Linked DNA regions of Homo sapiens: region 2 is linked to region 1. A link is a contact called in ENCODE Hi-C data. All regions are on one chromosome and are shown on one strand. Each heading gives the region's core, a stretch centred on a gene start or an enhancer-like site at or near the end of the contact. The rest is flanking DNA. Distances are from core to core; before and after follow the strand shown. Region 1 holds the start of GGACT (gamma-glutamylamine cyclotransferase). Region 2 holds the start of ERCC5 (ERCC excision repair 5, endonuclease).

Region 1 (3,977 bases), core at 1,401-3,900:
TCATCAGGAGGTGATAATTGTATTATGGTTACACAAGCAAATGCCCTTTCTCTGGAGAAACATACTGAACAATTTAGGGGTGAAGTGTTATGTTGTCTGGAATAAACTGCTTTAAACTGCTTCAGCCACAACCAAAAAAAGAAAAAAAAAGATGAAGTGGATATGGCCAAACAAGACTTGTGAAGTCCATTTGATGGATATATGGAAATTCATTCTACTTTGCTGGGCTTTTATGTTTGCTTAAAATTTTCCCAATAAGCAAAACAAACAAACAAACAAAATCAGAACCTTGATCAAAATGTAGAGGTTATCACTGGAGAGCCTTGCTTTCCAGGCACCCCCACCCCCGACCCCACCCCTCCTCTCGCGGAGTCCAGCCTCAGCACGCCAGTTGTTCACCTTTGTCTGAACACACTGTCATTTTCAGCTTCTTATTTTTGCTCATGGTGTTGGCCACCCTTTCCATTCCTGTGCCTATAAAAATCTGTTCTCTGCTTAAGGTCTCCCCAACTGTGACCTTCTCCTGGCCCTCCAGTGAGCACTCACCTCTCAGTTCCAACAGCACACTGCCTCTGGTTTCATTCTTCGCTACGTTCTAGCTATTTACCAGGTCTGTTACCTCATGATGCCATACAATCCCAGAGACTTCCAATAGCTAAGTCTTTTCTGTAAATCCATTTAAGGGGGTATCACGATGCCTTTTACGGAGCAAGCTCCGCAGTCCAGGGGCAGGTCCTCACGGCCTAAACACGGCTGCCTTATCCTGAGTAGTTTTACTGACAATAGAGCTTCAACTGAAGAATGAATTCCTGTTCAGCAGGACACTGGGCAGTCATGTTTAATTGAGAACTCTTAAAATTCCTAATAGAGTTTGCCTAGATGGAGGATGTTCTAAAGAGGGCTGCGAATATTTCGTGTTTCTGTCCTCTTACTGTCACCTTTCCTTGGGTCCTGTCCCCTCTTCAAGCATGGCTGCACTACACTTCCACACCAGCCTGCTGGTGTCCTAATCACTGGTAAGGGCCCTGGCTCGAGGTGGATACAAAGCCTCCCAATGACTTCACTTCAAGAATGGACACAGATTGGAAATCTTACTAGTAAAGAGAGAAATGAACAGATCATTTTAAAATCCCTCTTCTATTCTGCTTACTGCTACCTACTATCCAGATCACCACAAACAACCACCCTCTCCTAACTAGTAGTAGTTAGGGCCTGGTTAGTAAAATCAACTAGCCCAAAGTATTTCCGTACAAAAATCCACCAATTAGAAATTAATTTAACTTTGCAAACTCAGCTTTTACAATACGAATCTCTGCTAGAACACAGTGGTCTGCTTATTCAGGGAAGTCTGGCTTCTTCTGGGAATAGTTTCAGGAAAACAAGGCATTTTGGGAAAATACGGGCAAACTGCAGGTGCTCTTCATCTGAGCATTTCAATAAATTGAATGAGGCCAGGGAAAAGTCTTCACTTACAGGTAAATGTACATAAGGACACCTACGTGTGTGTAAGACCTACACTTTAAATAGGTCACCTTTAGTTTTTCATTAATCATTTCTCCTGGGACATTTAGCAAAACGAATAACTTGCTTTTAAAAAAGGCCACAAATCCCGGGTGCAGTGGCTCATGCCTGTAATCCCAACATTTTGGGAGGCCAAGGCGGGCGGATCACGGGGTCAGGAGTTCGAGACCAGCCTGGCCAACATGGTGAAACCCTGTCTCTACTAAAAACACAAAAATAAGCTGGGCGTGATAGCAGGCGCCTGTAATCCCAGCTACCCGGGAGACTGAGGCAGGAGAATCGCTTGAACCCGGAAGGCAGAGGTTGCAGTGAGCCGAGATCGCGCCACTGCACTCCAGCCTGGGCAACAGGGCAAGACTTCATCCCAAACAATAAAAAGGGCCAGAAATCGACTGCATTTTCTTATCACTTAAATATTAAATCAACTAAGCGTGGAGTTAAGAAGCTGTGTTCAAAAAACACTTAAGTCTGCTTTTGAGCTTGTGGCGTTGTCCTTGGCCCACAGAGTAAAACAGCAATGATAACCATAATTAATAATCAAGGCAGTAAATTTCTTCAAAATTTCAGAAGTTTCACTAATGGCTCCAAAGAAACCTTAGATCAGAAATTCACAAGTGCCAGGAGACGTTTTTAGATTTCTTTTGCAGCTTCTAGTCTCCTTACAAACAGGAAATCTTTAAAATGAAAAACAATTTCTGAGAAGTGTTAGCCCGGTTCAGCTGAGGTCCTCTGAAAGCCAGCGTGTGGGCTGTCACGCTTCCTTTACAGGGAAGCAGCGCCCGTGCGTGAGGCGGTTCCTGGCTTTTACCGCCCTCTGCCCGTTCTGGCAATCGCGCCCGTGGCCCCCGCGCGGGGCAATGGAGGACGCGTTTCGGGGTCCACCGTCCCCTCCCTCCGGCTGGCCTCGCCGGCCGGCGGCGCCCCAGGCCTCCTCCCTCACCCGCGGGGACGCCGAGTGCTGCGGCCTCGACCCGGACGCCGCGCAGGGAGCGACGCCCCAGGTTCCCGCGGGCGCCAGGACACCCCGCCTGGGGGGCGGAGCAGGCGCAGCCCCGACCCCCGCCCGGGCTCAGCGCCTCACCTGCCGGCAGCCGGGGCTGTCGGGGAGGGCAGGGCCAGGGCGGAAATGCAGGGCCGGGCCCGCGCCTCTGCTCCCAGGCCGCCCCCGGCGGCGCCCCCTGCAGGCGGAACGCGAGGCCCGCCAGCCCCTGCGGCGCCCTCGCACACACGTGGCCGCTCGCACAACTGGCCGCCTAACAGCCAGACCCACCCACGCCGATGCCCGCCGGAGACGCCCCGCCGCAGACACAGCGCAACCAGCTTCACACACCTGGGGACGCCCCACAGAAGTCACATCCACCCTAACACACCTGGGCACTCAGGCTCAAGCCCCGACTGCATGGTGGACCCTGACACACCTGGGCCACACCCCACAAAACAGACTCACAGACGACTCCACAAGCTTGGGGACACGCCACATCAAATGGACACACATGCACACACAAATGAACCCAAGCGCAGACACACTTGGGGATGCCAACCATGTGTGTATCTATCACATCACACACCACCAAGGCCCCCCAGCTGGGCATGCACACAGCCCTGATACCGAGTCCAGACCGCCATCTAGTCACACTGCCCACTTACTTACCAATACTCTTAAAATGAAACTGTGGCCGAAGGAGACAATGGAAGGATGACATCACCTCTTCCCTAGCTCCAGGACTAATTTAAGCCCCAGAAATTATAGGACTGAGAACCAAAATCGAAAGAGAACATTTTCCCTAGAGACAATGGGTTAAAGCAATGCCACTTGGGGGCCAGGTGGTAGGAATGGTACAGCTATGGAGAGAGTGACACTTCTGTCTCTCCGAAAGACACAAATCTGTGTTTATCAGATTAGCAATAATCCCCCTTAATCATTTCCTGCCCTTTCTACTTTCTCATGGATGTGGACTGATTGAAACCTTTATATAAACTGGTTTTTATCCAAACGTTTCCAACAATGCAGATGTAATTGTATTTTGAACAGATGTACAATTCCAAAAGAAATCTAAACCATCAGGTACATAAGTCGTTGGTTTTCACAGTTTTTTCTTGTCTTGGACACTTCATAATTAAATTGAAATGTATTAAAAAACCTTGTCTAGCTCATATTAATATTTTTTTTTTTTTTTTTTTTTTTTTTGAGACGGAGTCTCGCTCTGTCGCCTAGGCTGGAGTGCAGTGGCGGGATCTGGTTCACTGCAAGCTCCGCCTCCCGGGTTCACGCCATTCTCCTGCCTCAGCCTCCCAAGTAGCTGGGACTACAGGCGCCCGCCACTACGCCCGGCTAATTTTTTGTATGTTTAGTAGAGACGGGGTTTCACCATTTTAGCCAGGATGGTCTCGATCTCCTGACCTCGTGATCCGCCTGCCTCGGCCTCCCAAAGTGCTGGGATTACAGGCGTGAGCCA
Region 2 (3,900 bases), core at 123-2,622, 2.3 Mb after region 1:
TGAGGGTTCCAGAGCTGTGGCCTTTTCTGGGGTTACTCTGTTAATTGATTTCTAGTCCTTTCTGATCTACAAGCCGCGGCATTATAACTTTTAGATGCTGAAGAAAACTAAACTATATGTCAAGGATTAAGGCTTGTGAACCCCCAAAATTTGGGACAGGTCTCAGTTAATTTAGAAAGTTTATTTTGCCAACGTTAAGGACGCGCAGCTGTGACACAGCCCCAGGAAGTCCAGATGACATGTGCCCAAGGTGGTTGGGGCACAGATTGGTTTTATACATTTTAGGGAGACAGGAGACATCAATCAACATATGTAAGTACACTGGTTCCTTCCAGAAAGGTGGGGACAACTCGGAAGCAGGAAGGGCTTCTAGGTCACAGGTAGATGAGAGACAAAAGGCTGCATACGAGTTTCTGATAAGCCTTTCCAAAGGAGACAATCAGAATATGCATCTATCTCAGTGAGCAGAAGGATGACTGACTAGAATGGGAGGCAGGTTTTGCCCTGAGCAGTTCCCAGCTTGACTTTTCCCTTTTGCTTAGTAATTTTGGGACCCTAACATTTTCACAGGCTTTAAATTTTATTATTCTTTAGTTACTACGTGCTAGCATATAAATAAATAGTACAAAACCAAGAAGGCATCCACCTTTTGGTTGTCTCTTCACGTGTAAAACAACACTTTGTGTTAAGTATCTTCACACACGGCGGCGCAAAGGTAGAAACCGATACTAAAAAAGCGTGTAGAAAATAGTTCCCAGCCTGGGCAACACAGGGAGACCTCATTTCTACAAAAATAATTCGCCAAGCATAGTGGTGCGCACCTGCGGTCCCAGCTACTTGAGAGGCTGAGATGGGAAAGTTGCTTGAGCTCGGGCAGCAGGAGTTCCAGGCTGCAGTGAGCTAAGAATGCGCCACTGGACTCCAGTATGGGCGACAGCGTGAGACCCTGTCTCAAACAAAAACAAAAGCCCGTTACTCCACCAAGAAGGCGCTTTTGCACATTGTTTTAATGCTTAACGCCTTCAGGATGCCAGCGTGACGGAAGCAAGTAACCACCAAGGCATCACCACTGGCGCTAAACTTCTCACTTCCGGAGTGCTGCAAGCGCAGAAAATATACGTCATGTGCGGAGGCGGAGCTTCCGCCCTGCGCGTCGTATTAGACGGAAACCGAGCGGGCCCATTTTTCATGGGTTTGCGGACCCACCAGCGAAGGCGGGAGGTGTCGCAGGGACATCTTCTGGCTGTTTCCGTCGCCTGCGTGGCCCTTGCACCCCGGTCTTCCATTAGCGGCGCAGACGTTTGGGCCTAAGCGCTGGGCGAGGCGAGGCCCTGCCCCTCCCCGCCAACGGCCATTCTCTGGACCTGTCTTTCTTCCGGGAGGCGGTGACAGCTGCTGAGACGTGTTGCAGCCAGAGTCTCTCCGCTTTAATGCGCTCCCATTAGTGCCGTCCCCCACTGGAAAACCGTGGCTTCTGTATTATTTGCCATCTTTGTTGTGTAGGAGCAGGGAGGGCTTCCTCCCGGGGTCCTAGGCGGCGGTGCAGTCCGTCGTAGAAGAATTAGAGTAGAAGTTGTCGGGGTCCGCTCTTAGGACGCAGCCGCCTCATGGGGGTCCAGGGGCTCTGGAAGCTGCTGGAGTGCTCCGGGCGGCAGGTCAGCCCCGAAGCGCTGGAAGGGAAGATCCTGGCTGTTGGTATCCTTAACGCCGCGTTGGGACTTGGGGTGCAGGGATTCGGGGCTGGATTCCTCGCGGGGCTCTGCCTTGGGCACAGTGGCATCTGCAGGATGATGGTCTTGGGTCGGGGTCGGGGTCGCTATAGAATCTCTGTCACTAGGTTTTCTAAGTACAGTCGTCCCTCGGTATCCCCGGGGCTTTGGTTCCAGCCCCTCCTCCGTATACCACGATGTTCAAGTTCCTTCAACTCCCTTATATAATGGCGTGGTATTTGCATATAAACTACCCACTTCCGTAATCTTTTAAATCGTTTCTAGCTTACTTGTAATGCCGAATGCAATGTAAGTGATCTGTAAATAGTTGTTATACTGTATTTTAAAATTTTTTGTAGTTTTTATTGGTATGTTTTATTTATTTATTTTTTTCCATCGCAAATATTTTTGATCCGTGGTAGGTTGATTGCGGAATCGGGTGATGAGGCGGGCCGCCCTGTCTGCTTTCCCCAGCTTTGCAGTCTTAGCGGCCTGTGCATCCTGGTTTGTCACTTTGTGGCAGTGCTTTATGTTCCTCTCTGCCTTAGTTCTCTCATCTGCAAAGTAGAGGTGGTGATAGTATCTACACACAGGATTGGAATGAGGAATAAAGAAATTGCCTACATGAGAGAAGTTTAGTGCGATTAATACAGTAAATCTTAAAGTTATTATCCTGTCCGGGAGGTCAGTAAGGAGAGCAGAGTAGACTTCGACGATTAGTTTTGCTTGAGTCTTGCCCCATTTATGTTTCTTAGAGGAAGGATAGTGTGGACAGGTGTTTTACCCATTTTTTAAATTGACTTTTTAAGGACTATTGTTTCTGTACATGTTTGGCTGGTTTTGTTTGTCATTGGAATTAAATTCTTTTTTCATTAGCAAAACGTGATACTGCTTTTGAAATTTTTATCTTTTTCTTTGTTATGTAGTCATTTTTTTTTTTTTTTTGAGTATCTATTCTGGCTCAGAATCTGGTGATACCTTACACCAATTTCCTAAATGGGGATCTATGAGTCTAGGGGCTCGTGGGCTTGTGGAAAGAGTCCTGTAAATGATTGCGGGGGGATTGGGGACGGGAAATGGAGTGCAAGAGTGTGTGGGCGTTCAGCAAAGGAATCCCTGACTGTGGAGCCCTAATTCTTCAGTAGGTACAAAACTTATAAATAAAACGACATTGATAAGTTTTAAAACATAATGAGATTATCATTTTTTGCAAGTGAATAATCTTTAAATAAATCTGTAATTGATTTTTGGCTTAAAAGTTTTTATACAGGGTACTTTGAATTGGGGAAAGCCAAAGGATTTTTGTTTTGTTTTGTTTTGTTTTTTGTTTTTTAGAGCACATGCGCTGTTGCTGCCCTCAAGCTGTTGCTTAGTATCATTGCAGTCTAAAGATTTTCTCAGAAATAAAGGGTAAAGGTTAGTTTTCAGTGACAAGAACCCTTAAAACTTCAGCAAAGATTTAGATCATTTTATGTAGCAGCCCTTGTGAAGAATTACTAAAGAGGACTGTGGCCAGGCTCAGTGGCTTACGCCTGTCATCCCAGCACTTTGGGAGGTCAAGGCAGGAGGATCATTTGAGCCCAGGAGTTCAAGACCAGCCTGGGCAACATAGTGAACCCCTGTCTACACACAGTCAAAAAATTAGCTGGACGTGGTGGCCTGCACCTTTGGTCCCAGCTACACGGAAGGCTGAGGCAGGAAGATTGCTTGGGCCCAGGCGGTCAAGGCTGCAATGAGCCGTGTTCATGTCTGTCTCTGAATAAATAAATAAAAAGGACTGTGAAAGACATTCTAGTCATGACAACCTCATATATTTATAATAAACTCGTTTATGTCAAAGGAGTATATCTGATTACTTGTTCTACAATCGGTTTTGCTTTATTTCATTTTCACGGGAATTCAGACACCTGAAATTATTTAGATTTTATTGTATTGTTTGTTAATGACAAACTTACCCGTTATTATACTAGTTTCATAATTTACTCTTGTATCTCTATACTAAATTGTTTGGTCTTTAAACCATCTATATAGCTTAGTGTCTTATTTATACAGTCTAAATGTCTGTGTCAAATAATGCAGAAGTAAGTTAAACTTTTGTCTCTTATAGATTTTAATGTTTGTAATATGCGTTTAAGTGTATTAGCAAGATATTACCATCTCTTTAGGCTATGTATACTAATGGAGATTTTTA

The links. A loop is a pair of places that touch in the nucleus more often than their neighbours do. Pooled maps may share reads with other maps.
Region 2: a map of B cell shows a loop between it and region 1 (13-fold over the local background). The contact joins the promoter of ERCC5 here to the promoter of GGACT in region 1. A Hi-C loop is called at or near these places in 5 of 168 maps with a recorded cell type or tissue (B cell, CD8-positive, alpha-beta T cell and naive thymus-derived CD4-positive, alpha-beta T cell) and 8 of 50 pooled maps.

What each region holds. Positions count from the first base shown.
Region 1 is chr13:100,586,139-100,590,115 of GRCh38, forward strand. It overlaps GGACT (gamma-glutamylamine cyclotransferase), which reads right to left and starts at 2,651. Exons shown (of 3, transcript NM_001195087.2): 1 at 2,603-2,651. RefSeq lists a silencer at 2,284-2,803.
Region 2 is chr13:102,844,660-102,848,559 of GRCh38, forward strand. It overlaps ERCC5 (ERCC excision repair 5, endonuclease), which reads left to right and starts at 1,373. Exons shown (of 15, transcript NM_000123.4): 1 at 1,373-1,695. The coding sequence starts at 1,608. The region is part of intron 9 of BIVM-ERCC5 (BIVM-ERCC5 readthrough); the gene reads left to right. RefSeq lists enhancers at 303-1,127, 712-761, 972-1,761, 1,128-1,950 and a silencer at 2,112-2,161.